2 separate regions of the Homo sapiens genome follow, and region 2 is linked to region 1. Evidence: chromatin contacts called from ENCODE Hi-C data. All regions are on one chromosome and are shown on one strand. The core of a region is the stretch at or near the end of the contact, and the rest is flanking DNA. Distances in the headings are between cores, read along the strand shown. Region 1 overlaps SHROOM3 (shroom family member 3). Region 2 overlaps SEPTIN11 (septin 11).

The links. Hi-C counts contacts between places; a loop is a spot of excess contacts on that map. Pooled maps may share reads with other maps.
Region 2: a map with no recorded cell type shows a loop between it and region 1 (6-fold over the local background). The contact joins two enhancer-like sites. A Hi-C loop is called at or near these places in 1 of 37 single-sample maps with no recorded cell type and 1 of 50 pooled maps.

The regions. Positions count from the first base shown.
Region 1 is chr4:76,447,497-76,451,462 of GRCh38, reverse strand. All of the region lies in intron 1 of SHROOM3 (shroom family member 3), which reads right to left. Among named protein-coding and RNA genes, the nearest start is that of SHROOM3, 14 kb to the right of the region's middle. Within about 2 kb of position 2,047, at least 3 of the 41 ENCODE cell types and tissues checked have a DNase peak (open chromatin) inside an H3K27ac peak, as active enhancers do.
Region 2 is chr4:76,992,252-76,995,710 of GRCh38, reverse strand. All of the region lies in intron 1 of SEPTIN11 (septin 11), which reads right to left. Among named protein-coding and RNA genes, the nearest start is that of SEPTIN11, 44 kb to the right of the region's middle. RefSeq lists an enhancer at 1,151-1,300. Within about 2 kb of position 1,255, at least 5 of the 41 ENCODE cell types and tissues checked have a DNase peak (open chromatin) inside an H3K27ac peak, as active enhancers do.

The sequences.
Region 1 (3,966 bases), core at 798-3,297:
TGGTTTTAAAAATTTATATAAATGAAATAATTAAGAATATACGTTGTTGTGCCTGCTTTCTTTGATTCTGCACAAATTTTTTGCAGTTTATTGAATGGTGTAAATCACATCTTTATGATTCTTTGAATAATTAGGACTCTGTGACATGCTTTAGAGCTTCATTTTGGTTATTTTCCTCTACTATATTAAATTTCAGTTAATTAAATCAATACTGGCTGAGTGCAGTGGCTCACATCTGTAATCCCAGCACTTTGGGAGGCTGAGGCAGGTGGATCATCTGAGGTCAGGAGTTCAAGACCAGTCTGGCCAACATGGCGAAGCCCCATCTTTACTAAAAATACAAAAATTAGCCAGGCATGGTGGCAGGTGCCTGTAATCCCAGCTACTCAGGAGGCTGAGGCAGGAGAATGGCGTGAACCCAGGGGCAGAGGTTGCTGTGAGCCAAGATTGTGCCACTTCACTCCAGCCTGTGCAAAAGATCTAAACTCCATCTCAAAAAAAAAAAAATCAATACTAAATGGTTAACATGGTGGGTAATAATTTACTTTGTGGTTTACTATAATTTCTGTCTTTTTTTGTTCTTCTAATTTTTGTTACCAGAATAGAAGTAGTGTTTTTCTTTATGATTCATTGATTTTTACTATATTTACAGAGTTGGCAACTATCTACTTTCAGAACACCTAGTTTCAGAACATTTCCATTATTTCAAAAAGAAACCTTGTACCCATTTATAGTCACTCTCTATTCCTATCCATAGCCTTAGGCAATCTTTCATCTACTTTCTGTCCCTTTAGAATTGCCTTTTCTGGGTATCTCATATATGTGGAGTTAAATATGTTCCTTTGTGTCTGGTGTCTTTCACTGAGCATAATATTTTCAAAGTTCATACATGTTGTAACTCAGTTCCTTCTTATTGCCAAATAGTATTCCATTATATGGCTATACCACATTTTGTTTATTCAGTTGATGGGCATTTGGATTTTTTCTATTTATGAAAAATTGTGAACAATGAGGCTATGAACATTTGAGTATGAGTCTCTGTACAGATATATGTTTTTATTTCTGCTGGGTATATACTTCAGAGTAGAACTGTTGGGTGATATGGTAACTCTATGTTTAATATTTTAAGAAATGGCCATCTGTTTCTCCAAAGTGGCTGCACCATTTTACATTCCCACTTGCAATGTATGAAAAAGTATACTTTTAATCTCTCTGAAATGACAGCATAATAGGACAAACCAAGCAATTTTGACAAAAAAGAAAGCATATTTTTCTCTGCTTGGGAGATGGAAGGAGAGGAGATGATTTTCTTCTGTGCTGCTTTTTGAATCTCTTATTTCCTGTTCCACAGCCTCCCTGGAGCTAGAGCAGGCATGAATGTGTTCGGCAATCAATGGAGTTAAAACGAACACTAAGTTGCCAAGGCCTCCCTCATTATGATGAAATACCCCTCCCTGTGCTCACACACACATACAAGCTCAATTTTTAAAACCACTTGTTAATTCTTAATACAAAGAGTAAAACACTTATCTTCCTCACCTTCTATTTTTTAATAGAGCATATGTTTCTCTATTATTCACAGTTCAGACTGCTACAAAAATGCTTTAACTAAAAGAAGGAACAATGCCTTTCACATTATTATATTCAAATATGAATTTAGAAAAGAGAGGACTGGAAGCATATTTAGTTTCTCTTTAACTGCCAATTTCATATAACTGACAACATGAATTATATGACACAAAATCTATTCATTATTCTATCCATTCAAGATCAAGCTGAGGTTTAAAGCAGACTAATGGCTGTCACGTGAAGCTACTGTTTGTCAGTCTTCAGTGAACTCAAGCAAAAAACAAGGAAATTGGAAATGGACAACATAGTGAGTCAAAGAATATTCACATTGTGGGGAAGCAGCCCCTGAAGAAAAGAAGCTTCTTGTGTGGAATTTGGCAGAGGTACAAGTTATTCAAGGAAACGCATGTTAGTGTTAAAAAGTTATTCTGTTATTTCAAGGGCAGGGTAGGTCGGAAACTGTGTCATATTCTATTGCCTGCTTAGGTGTAAAACTTCACACCATTACCACATTATATTGTCAAATATTCTGGACTTAAAAAAACAGTTATGTATCCACTTTTCTTTTTAGTCTATGTTGTAGTATAAGTTGAGTAAGAAAAGAAGCAATATAAATAAAATTCTAGAAAAGAATTTCTCTCCTCAGAGATCCCCAAATGAATAATTTTCTCTATCTATTCTGTTCAAGGGGGTCACATTTTCCTTAACCCTTAACCTATAGAACAAAAGAGAACCTATAGAACAAGAGAGTGGATCCTACTCTCAGACGGGAGGGAGAAAATCTTGATTTCATTCAGAGATGCTTGATTCATTCAGAGAAATGAAGTGATGATAAAAGCAGAATGAGACTTTTCAGTCAATTCTGTGGAGAAAAGAGAAAACACACCCATCCCATGAGAGGGTGAAGACCGAAAGAGAGAACTACAAAATATCCTGTCTAGGGATGGATTTCCACTTTCCTTAGTACCCAAGAAAAGATTAAGTGTAAGATTCTATGGGATTCCTTCCGCTTGAATTCCATAGTACAGTGCAATGCTCCAAAGATCACAGATTTTGGAAACAGATAGATCTACATTAGTCTTTAGGGTCTGGCTATCCCTTAGTAAGCATTCTCTAAATGGTGGTCATCTTAGTTTGGATTTCCTCAGAAACAGACCCTGAGACAAGACTTCAAATGCAAGTAGTTTACCTGGGGGTAAAGAAAGCTGACAAGGAAGTGGGAACATGAGGTAGAAAAGGGAAGGCAGCTGACATAGATGTTTGATCAAGCCAGCTACAACTGTGGGCAACTGGAGTTGGATTCTGAAGAAATTCTAGGTGCTAGTGGAAAACATACACCTTAGAGTCATCCCATCTGAGAGATGAAAGAACTAAGCTGCTTACGTACCAACTCCAGTTGGTCATGGAGGGTTGCTCTTGGTGTCATTACTGTGGCAAAGGGCTTCCAAGCAAAGAATTGCAGATGCTGACAGCTGGAAGTCCAGCCAATGCACACAGAAATGAAGGTGAGGAAATGTGGACGGGTCAGTTGCAGTGGTATAAGAAGAAAAAACGAGAACATGCTCCTTTAGGGTGCAGTGACCTCATCTTCTGTTGTTTCCCAGTGCTGTCAGATTTTAGGCACTCAATAAATGATGTGTTGACTAAATATGATAACTAATGAATGAAATGAGTTAGCTTTAAATCTTGGCTCCATCTTTTATGAAAAACCTCTTTCCTCATATATAAAAACAAATCTCATTCCACAAAATAATAAATAAAAGAATCTAACATAGTACCTGACCCACAGCAGACTGACACATATAAATAATGCTCTATAAATAATTTTATTTATTTAAATATAAATAATGTATTTTTTTCTTTTTTATACCATGGAATCCTCCTCTGTTTATTTTGCCTTCTCTGTTAAAGAAGCAAGGTGGCAGTAGTACTTTGCAGGGCCTGAGTTCAGAAATTTGCAATATGTGTTGGCCCAGTGGAGGGGGTCTACACCAACTGTCCTTCTTAAAGGTCAAATTTATTGACTTACATATGTAGGGGAAACTGTGATAGTAATGCTTTCAAGGGAGTGCCAACAACTGATTTAATTGTAGACTTTGAGCCAAGAGCAACACCATGCAACTATGAATGTAGTCCTAAAGAATAACACTCATTCTCTTAACCTTCCTCCTGCTGCCTTACACTTAGATCAATGGCTGCCTTGTTTTTGCCCTGCTACTCACTAGCTGATACTCAAAAGTAAAAATATAAAAAATAAACAAAAGCAAAAGCAAAGCATGAGAGAAAAGAGTCTATTTTCTGCCTTCTCATTCTCAAAAGTTTGCACACTCTCCTATTCTTTTAATTGTCTATCTCAACGCCCAACATGTATATTTATTTCTGGAATGCAGCCAGATC
Region 2 (3,459 bases), core at 6-2,505, 550 kb before region 1:
GGGTGATTTATGCTGTTATATAAAATGGTACTGGCTGCCCCCACAACTTTGAATGCATCCCGTGGGTGTTGGAGATAATCTGTGAAACCTTTTTTTCTCAAGATGCAGAGATCAGCTACAGTCCCTCAGTTATAATATCATGGTTATGGTTTGCAATTTCAGAAATTAGACACTGAAAGTCTTCTCCTTGGAGACAGGACTCCTAGTGTTCTGGCTGTGTTGTCAATGAACTTTATATTCAAAATACTGGAGTCCAGGTGAGAAAATGATCCTCAAAGCTCCATTTTTATTTTTATTATTTATTATTTTTATTTTTATTATTTATTTTTTGAGATGGAGTCTCACTCTGTCGCCAGGTTGGAGTGTAGTGGCACGATCTCAGCTCACTGCAACCTCTGCCTCCTAGGTTCAAGTGATTCTAGTGCCTCAGCCTCCCGAGTAGCTGGGATTATAGGCACGCGCCACCACGCCCAGCTAATTTTTGTATGTTTAGTAGAGACAGGGTTTCACCATGTTAGCCAGGCTGGTCTTGAACTCCTGACCTCGTGATCTGCCCGCGTCGGCCTCCCAAAGTGCTGGGATTACAGGCATGAGCCACCACACCCAGCCATTTTTTTTTTTTTTTAGAGACAGGGTTGCACTGTCACTCAGGCTGGAGTGCAGTGGTGTGATCATAGCTCACTGCAGCTTCAAACTCCTGGGCTCAGCCAGCTTCAGCCTCCCAAGTAGCTGTGACTACAGGCATGTGCCACCACTCCCAGCTTCAATGTTCCATTTTATTTAAAAAAAAAAAAAAAAAAAAAAAAAAAAGCTTTGTACAGGATCACTTAGTCAATGTTTTCAAAAGACTGGTTTTCATCATCCTATTTTTATGTTACATAATCAAGAGGGTGATTTCTTTTAACAAGCAAGGACTAAGACCCCATTTCAAATGTTTGTGGTCACTATATAGGCACAGAAATGTGACTCCAGAAATGCAGTGATTTTAAAGGACTTCAATGGTTTTATTAATAATAAAATGTCTAAAGTCCATATCAGCTCTAAAATTCTGATTCTGTGAAATAAGACTAAAAGCCACCACACTGCCTGAATACCATGGTGGCAGCTGCAGATTTGAGGTCAATGGGACAGACAACAGATGTCTAGTCTATGAATAGTTTCCTTGAAACCTGCCAACAGTGAATATGAGACTCAAGAGTAGGCACTTATCCTTGACCAGGATGGCATGGTAGGCAGCTCACCAAACAGCTTCGAGGGCAGGCCCCAGTGGGCAGCAGTCCTTGTAGCTGGGCAAGCCTTCCAACAATACTGTACTTCTTCCAGCCCCAATCCTTGTACCTGCCCCTTCCTCTTTAGATACCTCAAAGGTTCAGACAGCAGGTGTTTTTAAGGTGTTTACCACATCCGCCAAGACTTGGGGGAGGAGGGTTTGAAATGAGTCCTGGGTTATTTTTAGAACTCTTTCCACCTAGCTGTGCAGTAGCTGTTGTGTATCAGGCTAGGAGAAGCCATGGCACCAGCCTTCATTTCTGCTACATCACTGACTTCAACCGTTCGTGAACGGTATGAAAGAGACAACGCAGGGCAGAACTATCATCCCACATTCCCTCTCTCCACCGCCACATAATTCTGTTAATTTCAGGGGGAGGGGAGAATGGTTTATTGCTCTGGATTCTGGATCGCTGGGTTTTTAGATACCAGATATCCACCTATGAACCAATCCTGGGAAAGAATCAGAGTTAGTAATTATAGCTCTCATCCCAGAACCCAAAGCTCAGCATCTCATATTCTCACCGTTTCCAAAACACGAGAAGCCACCCACACACCCACTAAGTATTTTTATACCCATTGAAAACCACATACAAAATGAAGGGTTATAAAACAGTTTGGTCTTGACATTTTTGAAATTTAAAGTTGTATCTTTAGAGTCTGTCTTCTAACACTGTAATATAGAATATGTAAATTTTATAATACAGTTTTTACATTTCATAATTTGAGCCTAATTCTCTGCCCAGTATTAAAGGAAACCTGAGAGTCACTGCCCATCAGTATGTGATGGGGGAAAGGGAAAAAGAAGTTCCTTCTCTGGTTTATGAACAGGCTTAAAAACTGGAGAGAACGGCACTGGAGGACATGCACAGGGCAGCTCTGAGCACCTTACCCAGTGCCTCCAGCACAGCAGCTGAACCGCATCCCTCCAGTCCAGCATTTTATAGCTCTTCCCTTAGCTACCACAAGCCAAGGATTGAGGGGTCTTTTTTGAGTCTCCAGGCCCAGTTTCAGGGAACTGCATATATTCCATGTCGTTAACACTAACACATCTGGAAACGACTCTCTGAATTTATCTCTAATATTGAACTCTGCTTGGCATCCAGTTCTGAATTTCTATCAGAGGAACACTTCTCTTGGGTTGTCCCATCTGTACTTCAAACTTGATGTTCATGAAACTGAAATCATATTCCTCTATCCCAAACTCGCCCCTTCTCCAGAGTTCCCTATTTCTGTTAACAGTACTTAGCCATGCTTGAGACCAGCTCCCCTCCCACCATCAACTCTGAAGTCTTATCAATACTACATCCTCCACATTTCTATTCCTACTAATTCAACAGCCTCCCAACTGGCCTCCCTGACTTGATCTCACCCTCTCTAATACTTCCTCCCTCCACCTTGCCATCAAGGGGATCTCGGTACTCAAGGTCCCCAATCCAAACTCCTTGGCCTGTCATTTCAGGGCCCCATGGGCTAACCTCAAGTCTCCATTCCTACTGAACCTCCCACTTCTCCCCAGGGAGCACCTTACACTGCAGTTAAATTAAATGACCACTCTTCTTGGGACAAACCCAGGTTTCTTCCCATCAGAATTTACTCACATTATTTCCTCTATGTGAAAGGCCCTTACAGCCAGTGTTTACATATCCAAATCTTCCAGATCCCAATAAAATTATACCTCCATCATTGTCTTTATTATGAAATCTTGGGGAAAATTTCACCAAACATTCTTCTGACCAATAAAAGGAAAATACTGATTGAAAAGCTGCTCAAGCTATTTGGAATTCCATCATGATAATAACAGCTAACATTTATCCCTTCCAATGCTCCAGAAAAGCCCTAATTTCTCTCTCTTAATAATTCTATAAATTAGTTACATTGTTACCCAAACTCAATTTACAGATGAGAAAACAGAGGCACCGTTTAGTAACTTGCCCAAGGTTTCCCAACTAGTAAAGTCAAGGTGCTGAAATTGGAACCCAGGAAGTCAGGTTCCAGAGTTGTCGAACATAGTCATTGCTATCTCATGAAACTGAAATTTATCTCATGAACTGAATATTAAGTTCCCAGGTAGCCCCAGACAGCATAATTATTTCAGCTGTTATAAAAATCCAATACATTAAAATAGAAGGAAAAAAATACTCTGAAACCATGATTCTCTGGCAACCTTAAGAGGTGGAAATTGAGAAT